2 separate regions of the Mus musculus genome follow, and region 2 is linked to region 1. A link is a contact called in ENCODE Hi-C or POLR2A ChIA-PET data. All regions are on one chromosome and are shown on one strand. The core of a region is the stretch at or near the end of the contact, and the rest is flanking DNA. Distances in the headings are between cores, read along the strand shown.

What was found. A loop is a pair of places that touch in the nucleus more often than their neighbours do. ChIA-PET counts read pairs that join two places held with the same protein, here RNA polymerase II (POLR2A).
Region 2: a map of left cerebral cortex shows a loop between it and region 1 (6-fold over the local background). The contact joins the promoter of Olig1 here to the promoter of Olig2 in region 1. A Hi-C loop is called at or near these places in 6 of 37 maps with a recorded cell type or tissue (left cerebral cortex and mouse embryonic stem cell). POLR2A ChIA-PET finds 5 or more read pairs at or near these places in 3 of 5 experiments (all embryonic stem cell).

Annotation. Positions count from the first base shown.
Region 1 is chr16:91,222,852-91,227,941 of GRCm38, reverse strand. Olig2 (oligodendrocyte transcription factor 2) reads right to left here and starts at 2,392. Exons shown (of 2, transcript NM_016967.2): 1 at 2,289-2,392; 2 at 1-1,597. The coding sequence starts at 1,542. The coding sequence ends at 571.
Region 2 is chr16:91,266,897-91,271,986 of GRCm38, reverse strand. Olig1 (oligodendrocyte transcription factor 1) reads right to left here and starts at 2,218. Exons shown (of 1, transcript NM_016968.4): 1 at 48-2,218. The coding sequence starts at 2,110. The coding sequence ends at 1,328.

The DNA of each region.
Region 1 (5,090 bases), core at 1,143-3,642:
AGGGAAGGCCACACTTCTGAGACCACAGGACCCTAAGTGCTTCTGATACCCACGCCAGCGTCTACTAACTTAGTGCCTGGCCCTGGGCCAGGGATGAACCTGCAGGGTGAGGCCCAGAGGTCGCTTCTGCAGTGCGGTTCCTGGGAGTCTCCTACCCCGCCTGAAGTGGGGGAAAGAAGTCAAGTGCAGTGCTCTGCGTCTCGTCTAAGCCCAGACAGGGAGTCAATCTTTGTACACCGGAAAGTTAGTTTTTAGACTTCCTGGGGGTGCAGGCAGGAAGTTCCAGGGATGAAAGTACCCGCGCGTTGTGGCCGTTTTGTACAATGGCGCCTCCCAGACCCTTGGAGTGTTCAGCCAAAGAGTCAACCAGGTTCTGGAACGAACGCATCTCTCCATCGCTTCAAATGCTCCCATTGCTTCGGTTCCCATATATTCGACTCCCCATAATCCCCTAGGCCCAGCCCGTGGTCCAGCTCCCCTTCTTGCAACAGAGCCCCGGAGCCCCAGCGCTGGCCTGTCCGCGCTGCTCCGCAGCCCTTGGCTCTCCAGGACGCACCCCCGCTGGCCGGCTCACTTGGCGTCGGAGGTGAGGCGCGGCAAGGTGCCGGCGCCCATAGCCGACACGTGGTGGTGCGGCGGCGGCACCTGGCACATGCTGCAGGGGCACGGCATGCCGCCCCAGTGCTGGAAGCCACCGCTGCCACCGCTGCCTCCACCCCCGCCTCCGAGAGGGGCGGCTGCGGCTGCCGACGGTGACTTGAGCAGGCCGTGCGGAGGCCGGATGGATCCGACCGAGGACAGCCCGGAGCCCGGTAGAGAGGCGCTGGACACCGCTGCGGCGGCGGCGGCTGCGGCGGCGGCGGCGGCTGCGGGAGGGAGGATGGGGTGGTGCACGGCCGGGTGGTGCGCGGCGTGCGCGGCGGCCGCGGGGTGCGCCGTGGCGGTGGGTAGAGGCGCCGAGTGTGCCAGCCCGCCACAGGCCGATGGGTGGAAGCCGGCGTGGTGACCCCCGTAGATCTCGCTCACCAGTCGCTTCATCTCCTCCAGCGAGTTGGTGAGCATGAGGATGTAGTTTCGCGCCAGCAGCAGCGTGGCGATCTTGGAGAGCTTGCGCACCGACGGCCCGTGCGCGTAAGGCATGACCTCCCGCAGGCCGTCCATGGCGATGTTGAGGTCGTGCATGCGCTTGCGTTCGCGGCTGTTGATCTTCAGGCGCAGCTGCTGCAGCTCGGGCTCAGTCATCTGCTTCTTGTCTTTCTTGGTGGAAGACGTGGCCGCCGAGGACGTGGACGAGGAGGTGCTGGAGGAAGATGACTTGAAGCCACCGCCGCCCAGTTTGTCCCCGGGATGCGCGCCTGACGCGCCCATGGCCCCTCGTAGCTCGGAGCTCAGCTCTGGCGGGCAGTCGCTCGGCGTGGACGAGGACACAGTCCCTCCTGTGAAGCCGCTGCTGCTTCCCCCCTTGCTCCGGGCGGGCAGAAAAAGATCATCGGGTTCTGGGGACGATGGGCGACTAGACACCAGGCTGGCGTCCGAGTCCATGGCCCCAGGGATGATCTAAGCTCTCGAATGATCCTTCTTTTTTCAACCTTCCGAACTTGAGGAGAGAACCAGACAGATACACAGACACAGACACACACATACACAGAGACAGACAGACAGACACACAGGGTGTGGAGAAAGAAGTGAGACAATCGCCGTCCCCGCCTGCACGGCAGCTCCAGGAACCCGCAAAGGTGGTTGGCATCTACGCCGCGGCAGTCTGGCCTTCTAGCAGCCCGGGGCATGCAAGTTATCCTAATCTCTCTCCTCCCCACTCATCCACCGGTTACTTTATTTCAGGGACTTCTGGGTGGCCCTCAATGAGGGACATTCTAGAGGTTTTATTTCTTCAGTCCGGCCTGGAATAAATGAGGACTTTTCTCTGGACCGGAGATCTGAATAGAGAAGTATTTTCTATCTGGTGCTCAGACGCATCTGCCTTTAACGCCATCTACACACGCAGCAAACGCCGGCAAGCGTGAACACACGCACTGGCAGCCCGCATTGGATTCACTTTCTAAGCGCTGGTTCTACGACCGCGCGGCTAGCTTGCGGACTCGCAACAGGAGTTATTGGAGCCTGGGATGCTGCGGTGAGTGTAGACACCCAGGCAGTCATTAGTACCTATTGGGGCGGGATCTCGGCCAGTAGGCCAGCACTGTAGGGTGCATCCTAAATCCTAGCCACTTTGGAGAAGTCGGTCTTCGGGGTTTAGGCTGGAGCAGTTAAGGGGCGGGGACACTTACTGTGAATTAGATTTGAGGTGCTCGCTGCGGAGGAGAACCTGGCTCTGGGCGCTGGTGTTGGCTCGGTCTGTAATAAGCATCCACACCTTTCGGGGTTCCGCTGGTTTTTATAGCTGGGTGGAGGCAGCAGCGACGGCGGTGGCGGTGGTCCGGGCGGGGGGCGGGAACAATGTGCTTTTCCTGGAGGGGCAGAGGCGCCAATGAGCTGGGCCGGCCCGAGGGGCTGCGAAGCTGATGTCACCCGGCTAATTCCGCTCAATGAAACCCGCCGGGCCCGGCACACGCCTCCTCTCAGCACACAGCCAATGGGCGCCCGCGGTAGAGAGATTCGCGAGGAGGGATGGGAGGAGGGACCTGGGCAGGGAGAGGAAAGGGCGAGCTGAAGAAGCGGGTGGGCTAGCGGGGCTGCTAAAGAAGTCTGGGGACCCTGGCAGAGAGGGAACGCCTGCAACTTTCAATATAAATATTGTCACTGTAGCGTCAGGCCAGGGTACGGAGTGAGACGGGGAATCTGCAAACTCGTCCGATGGCCAACCAGTTCTATGGCTGAGAATGAACACCGAGGTTGCTTGCCACACCTGGAGTTTTTGCTAGCCCTCCCGCCTCCTCCTGTTTCCCGCTGCCGACCTATCGAGTGATTTTCATCAAACTGTGACCATTTGTGGTTGCATAAGAAAACACTAGCGGCGCAGAAGGCCCCCACTCCCTTAGCTCCTTTCTACTTAGTGGCAGTTGCTGCAGCTTTGGGGACAGGCGGTAGCGCCCCCAGGTGGGGGCATGGCCTTGGAGAGCACGGGGCGGGCAAGGAAGCAGAGAAAGGTTCTTAGCACTCTGGGAAGAAATCGCAATTCATTATAAAGTTTAGATTGTGTAGAAGCTCCGGAGAGCTATTTTCAATACAGTCAAAGCGCCAACGCATCGATGGTTAACGACTTCCACCTCATTCATTTTCAGGGAAACCCAGCCACTGAACTTCCAACATCTTGGTGCCCAAGCCTTGGAGTAGAGGCAACATTATTTGCAAAGAATTATCGGAGGCTCTCCGCTGTGGATGGGAGTTGATACTTGAAACACACTCCTAGCTGCCTTGGGACGTCTTTTATAGGTAGCAGCCTCTCTCTCTCTCTCTCTCTCTCTCTCTCTCTCTCTCTCTCTCTCACACACACACACACACACACACACACACACACACACATACAAAGCTGAGAAACTGGATCTGGGTGAATTGCCTGGGGAAGTCTAGAGATAACTATACACTCACCCATTTTATGGAAGTGAAAACCTAGGAATTGATTTCAGCAAGCCTCCAGGAGAAAATACGGCCAGGCCCATACAGGTGACCCTGCCTACCGTGGATGGATGCGAGCAATTGGCAGTGCCCAAGCATGGGGGCAGTAGGTTGTATCCCCACCCCCAACTGTTTCTCACATCCGGACATTTCCAGCTCAAATGCGTTTTGTTTGTTTGTTGGGATATTTATTTTTTACAGATCTCGGGTGCTACCTCTCCTCCACCCCCCAAACATAAGCGCCAATTCCTTCTCACGGAGTTTTAACGGTCTTTTCTCGTTACTTCTCATTGCTTGGTATTTGAATTCGCATATGTAGTTTTAACAAGCAAGCAGACAAACAGTAATTGGTCTTCTTGTAGCAAAGTCAGAACAGGCATGAAAACTCAGGCGATTGCTCCTCATTTCGTGCTAAGTTCTCCCCCGCCCCCCCCCCTGGGGTCCACCCTCGAGTGTCAGTGGGCTGGCGCGTTTGCCCCTCATCTCGTGCCTTCTGAAGCATTGTTTTCCGACCCGCGTGTTTCCCAGCTGGCTCTGCAGCCATCCGTTAAATATGTATTTAAAACATGAAGAATTGAAGCGTGGTGATAATGTCGCCCAACGGTTATGAGGATGACCCATAACCGTTCAATTAGCAGAATCTGTCACACGGGGCTTGTGGTGGGGATTAGGAGCTTGGGCATGTGAGGACCACTCTTGGGCCTTCGTTGGCAAACCGCAGAGAGGGCGTACGTGGGGGTGAGCTCTGTGGGGCCACCAGCTGGGATGTGGATCTCCAAAGTCCCTAACAAACCTCAGGCGGTACAATATGCGGGAGATAGGTTGCAGCCACCCAGGCTAGTGTGACTGCCCGGAGCATCCGAGCGCCCAGGTTCCTTCTTTTGTTGCGTTCTACTGGTTTGTCTCTTCTGCGTCCGGAAGTCTGCGGGAGAACTGCCTGACATTCTGTACACTTGGTCCAGTAGCTGGAGTTGGAGACCCGGACGAAAGTTGGGGAAACCTTTCTACAGCGGCGAGCCTGGAAAAGGAGCCGGAAGGCAAGAGCGCAGCGCTAGCTGGCTCTGCGTCCCCCACCCCCACCCCCAGCCTTTCCACTTCCCCTAGCCCTGTGGCTAGCGTAGCAGCCTGGTTAGCTAACTAGCTTGTCCCAGCAGTTCCAGGCATCTGGTGGTCCTCACTCTCTAAGTCGGAAGCTTTGACGGGCAGCTCCCAACTGTCTCCTTCTCCTCTCAGCTGCCTTCTCTTCGTCTGAGAGCTGCTTGCCGCCTGAGGGCCATCTGTGTCCCTTGGTCTCTGGCTCTGAGGCAAGTCAGAGGCTGGACACAATTCCGTGCGTCTCCTTTACTCCTCCCACCCCATCGGAAACTAGTCGGGGTTAGCCCCCGCTTGTCCTTCTTGGTCCGAGAGATACTTTTCGCCGGTGTCAGGATCTAGCTCCTGCCTGTGTGTCCTGGGTGGGCCCTAGAGACGCGTTTCCAACCAACACACGCAGCTGGACCAATATGCCTTCCCTG
Region 2 (5,090 bases), core at 969-3,468, 44 kb before region 1:
CTAACAGGACACAAGGACATTTTTATTCAACAAACAGACGAAAAACGTAAAAATTCAACTGTTGACGTTTTATTTTGTGATTTCTGTACAGTTCAGGAGGGACAGAGTTAGAGGTCAAATAAAATGCCAGTTAAATTCGGCTACTGTCAACAACCCAAAACTTCCAACATAAAAAAGAATCAAAGCAAGCTGGTGAAGATTATGCAATAATCTTGGGTAATTTCCTAACGCTAGTCACAAGCCAAGACGCGGCACCCACGCGCGCACGCGTCCACGGAGTTCTTCAGCCGCACTGCTGTGGTTAAGGACCAGCCTGTGAAGTGCCAGCGCCTTCCCGCCTGCAGCGCGGCGGGTAGGCGGTTTGGGATCCTCGCCCAACTCCGCTTACTTTAATGAGAACGTTAATGACCGAATTTTATAAGCCTGCGCTACGACGTGCCTTGCTACCTATTTTAGTAAGTCCGAACACCGATGGCATGGAACGTGGTTGGAATTTTGTTTTCAAGCAAGCTCAAACGTTGGTTAAGCTACCTTTAGGGAAGTGGAGACTAAGTAAGGGTTTTAGGTTTTAAGGAGCATAAACTGCAACAAAACACCTGGGCGAGCCTGAAAAACAGAACTGGGAGTGGAGAGGAACCTCTCCACTTCGCATCCCCAACCACCGAGCGCGGTAACCGAGCGCACCCGCGTAACATCCAGCTCGGAAACCCTGGGCTTTCCAGAGCGGCCCATCCGTAACACCCTTGATGTTTGTACCGGTGGCCTGGGCTTTCTAGACCTCCTAGATCCGCATGGTTTGGCTGGAGAGAGCAAGGGAGCCTGTGCGCTCAGGCCCTGGACAAGGAAAGGACGCCCCTCTGGGTAGACACTGTTGGGGAGCAGCTCTTAGGCCAGGGAGCGGAAGCATGCCAGGAAACCAAGCTGGGGGCAGCCTTTCGCTGCACCCAGGGCAACCCCCTTATACCGCACCGGCCGGCTACCGTCCTCCCCGACTCCGCGATGCTCACGGATACGAGAATAGCCCGCGGTGGTGGGGGTTGTCACCCCTGCCAGTGGGTGAGTTGTGGTGGGGATGCGAAGACTTCTGGCTCTAAACAGGTGGGATTCATCTAGAATCCCAAGCAACTACATCGCTCCTTGGAACACCCGCTTGGGTTATTTTAATTGCCAGGGAGTGGGGGCGGGGAAGAAGGCGCCCTACAGTCTGTCGTCTGGGAGAGAAGTCTGGAAATGTCCTCCTTTCTGGGGCCAGCTCTGCCTAGATCCAGGACGCGGGGGCGCGGGAAGATTGGCTGAGGTCGCGCTCCGCCCCGGGCCCAGCCAGCCCTCACTTGGAGAACTGGGCCTGCACCGCTGCCAAGCCCAGGCCGGCGGGGACCAGATGCGGGAACTTGCACACCGCACAGGAGCAGAGGCCAGGGCTACCCGCGCCACCAGCTGGGAGAGAGAACTGGCCGCACGGTGGCTCGTCGAGCGCTAGAGACAGGTACTTGGTGGGGCGCAGCGTTTCGGGGGGTCCCACGGCACCGGGTGCCAGCAGCACAGAGCCCGGCGCGGCAGCCAGAAGAGGCAGGCCAGCGAGGAGCAGGCGCGGGGCGGCGGGTCCCGCACCGTCGCCGAGCGCGCGGCGCAGCTCCTGCAGCGAGCTACCCAGCAGCAGGATGTAGTTGCGGGCGAGCAGCAGCGTGGCAATCTTGGAGAGCTTGCGGCCCGGCGCGCCCTGGCAGTGCGCTGCCGAGTAGGGTAGGATAACTTCGCGCAGCGCGTCCATGGCCAAGTTCAGGTCCTGCATGCGCTTCCGCTCGCGGCTGTTGATCTTGCGCCGCAGCTGCTGCTGCTGCTGTTCCTCTTTGGCGTCGGCCCGGGCGCCCCCGGACTCTGGCGCAGGTCCCCGAGGTTCAGCGAGCGGAGCTTCGGCCTTCTCGCGCGCAGGCTTGGGGAGAAGGGATGCGGTGGAAGAGGATGAGGATGAGGATGAGGAGATAGGTGGCTGCCTGTAACCCACCAGCTCATACAGCGAGGCCCCGAGCTGCACGTCTCCAGGCCGCTGTGGCCGCAACATGGTCGCGGGAGCCGCGTTCACACGCGCCTGGGAAATCGCATAGTACATCTGGGGCGGGGGCTGTGGGGCGACCCGGGGCGCCCTTCACTAACGCCCAGGGGTGGGCCGGTCGGCAGATCGCCCTCCCCGCGGACCTGCGTGCCGGCGGATGACAGTGAGGGGCCGTGCGCGCCTGACACCTTTAAACCCGGCTTGGGAACCTGCGAGGACCGCGGTTGGCGGGGTGCAGCCAATGGAGGCGTGAGCTTGGCCACAGGCGAGTGTTCATTGGTCGCCTGAGCAGAGGTACAGCCAGAGTTGCCAGAGAGGGTTATCGTGGGGCGCCTGCGCGGGTGCCACAGCGCCCGCCCTGGGAGGGCAAGGGAGGGAGCTTTAGGGCAAAACATTGTTCCTTCCGAATTCTAGTTCAGCTGGTCAGGCTAAAATGGCTTTTGCCTCCCTTTATCTCTCGAGCTCTATTGCCATCCCTTTTTATAGTTACATTTGTCCTTGTAAAATGTGATCAGCCAGTAATCCCATCGCTGGGAACTACTGAAGCAGGAAGGAGAGGAGGCCAATCTGGGCTCCAAAGTGAGAGGTTGGCTGTTATAAAAATGCAGTCTAATATTCATAACATGAAACGTAACCATCCCAGAGTGCGCAGTTCAGTCGTTAAAACGCCTGACTGTTGACACGATTTTGCAACAGATGGCCAGGACTTGTTTGCTTTTTGCAAAACTTAAACCCTTAAACCATCAAAACAGCAACTCTAACTCTTGGTAAGCATTAAAGAGAAAACCCCCTCTGCTTGTCTTAGTTCTCACTGCTGTGATAAGCACTGGAACCAAAAGAAACTGAGGGGGGGGAGTTCCCTTGGCTGACACCTGCCAATCACAGCTCCTCACTGTGGAAAGTTAGCTCAGGAACTCAGGAAGTTAGCAGGCACAGAGGCAAGAACCAAGAGTAGCCAACTGAGGGGAGCTCTAACCTGCTTCCTTCTGCAGGCGCAGGATCGCAGGATCGGGTTACCTTTCTTATAGAGCACAGGCCCACCTGCTGGGAATGGTGCCAGCTCGCAGTGCGCTGGGCCCTCCCACATCAATTATTAATAAAGAAAATGCATCAGCGAGGAGTCCACCAGGCTGATCTGGTGACGTCAGTGTTCTCATTTGAGGTTCCCTCTTTTCAGGTATATCCAGTTGACAAACAACCACTTCTCCACCTTGGTAAATATCACCCCGGGTGGGGTGTGTCTGCGTGACTTTGTTTTCTCTGGGAATCCCATATAGGCAGTCAGTCGTATTTGTCTCCCATATACACAGTCGTATTTGTCTTTTAGTGGCTCATTGTTCATTTTGGTGACTTAGCATGTGTTCAGGCTTCATCCATGTCAGATATAGCGCGCATCTCGATTCTTCTCCTCCTGTATCCAAGGTCGGGCCCCACTCCGTGTTTATTAAAAGATAACTTTAAACTTAAGATCCTCCTTGTCTCTGCCTCCCGGATCCTGGGAATACAAGCACTCACTCACCGTGCCCAGTTTATGCACTGGTGTGGATCTGAAGCCAGGGTTTTGTGCACACAGGGCAAGCACCCTACCCACAGAGCCACGCAGTCCCAGCCTGAATTCTTCCTGCTGAAAAAGCCAAATAGCTCACTACACTTCCCAGGGACGTCTTACATTTCCTGTAACCACCGCCTTTATCTGAGCTCACAGAGGGTGGCTTCAACCTCAGGGCTATTAGGACAATGCTCCTATGTGTGTGTCTACCTGACCAGGGCGTAGGATGGTTACTTTCCGTTACTTTCACCCCAGCTCTCTGATCCACAGGTCTACAAGGATGAAGGAGTCTTTGGGGTTACAAAACATCTCATCCTTCCCCAAAGGGATGTGAGCTGTTTTTATCAGTGACTTGACTCTTCCTTAAGCAAACCCCACTCTGGCCTCTGATCAGAAAGAACATAACACCCGACATTCCTACCTGTTGAGGGGGGTACCAAATATTTCTCGAGCACAATGGGATTCCTTGTGGAAGCTGGCATCCCTGCACACAAGTGGGGCATACACCTGCAGCTTGTCAGAGTCCTGAACTGTCCCTCAGGAAGAGTTGTACGGTATCTAAAAACCCACTGACCAATAAGTGGCATCAGGCCGTTATGTCACTGTGAATTAGATAATAAAATGAGGGTCAGAATAAAATGCATCTCCAGTTGTACACTCGTTGCTTCAGGTGCACAACAGTGATTGTTGTTACCTGCAGAACAGCAGATGTGGGTCCTCCTCCCACGGCAGAAAGGTCAGATCTAGCTCCTAGCAGAAGATGCACTTCGCCCTGGATACTTTTTATGGAAGACAAGAAGGAGTGCCTGCCGTAAGAACTGCCGTTTGCTATGAACACACTTGCTGACTTCAAGACGGCCATGTTCTTTCACCAACATCGGTCCTCCAACCTCCAAGTGAACTTGTAACATCCTGCGTTGGTGCAGACTCAACACAGCTTTCCTCTTTGCCTGGGATACTCCCCAGCTCTCCTCTGTCAACATACTTGACCAAACACTGGCAGTATTGCTCCAGCCTGGATTGTCTTATGTGTAGAAATTATCTTGTCCAGGCAGGATGGTTTCCAGAGCACCTGTTTGTCTCTACATCCGTCTGAAGAGCAGTATCATGCTTTGGTGTCTCCTGTGTGTCTAAGAGATGCGAAGGTGGGTTTGAAATCACTGCTAGCTCACAATAACAACAAGCTCCTCACTGAAATATGCAAACGCCCGAAGGTGCTCACTCAGAGAGGACTCTGGCAATAGGAGCCCACTTGGGAAGAGAGGGGGTGGCTGGAAGAAAAAGCTGGGTTGAAAAACAAAATCGTACCAGACGGGAAGCAAAGTGACACTGAAGAAATAGAGAATTCAACACTTCACTAACCATGTCACCCTCAGGTGGAGCTTTCTGTTTGAAATGTTTTCATGTACTTGCATTTGACTCTCCCAGGACCCTGGTAGCTGGGCATTTTTGATCCCCATTAAACATGATAAAACTGAGATTCTCAGG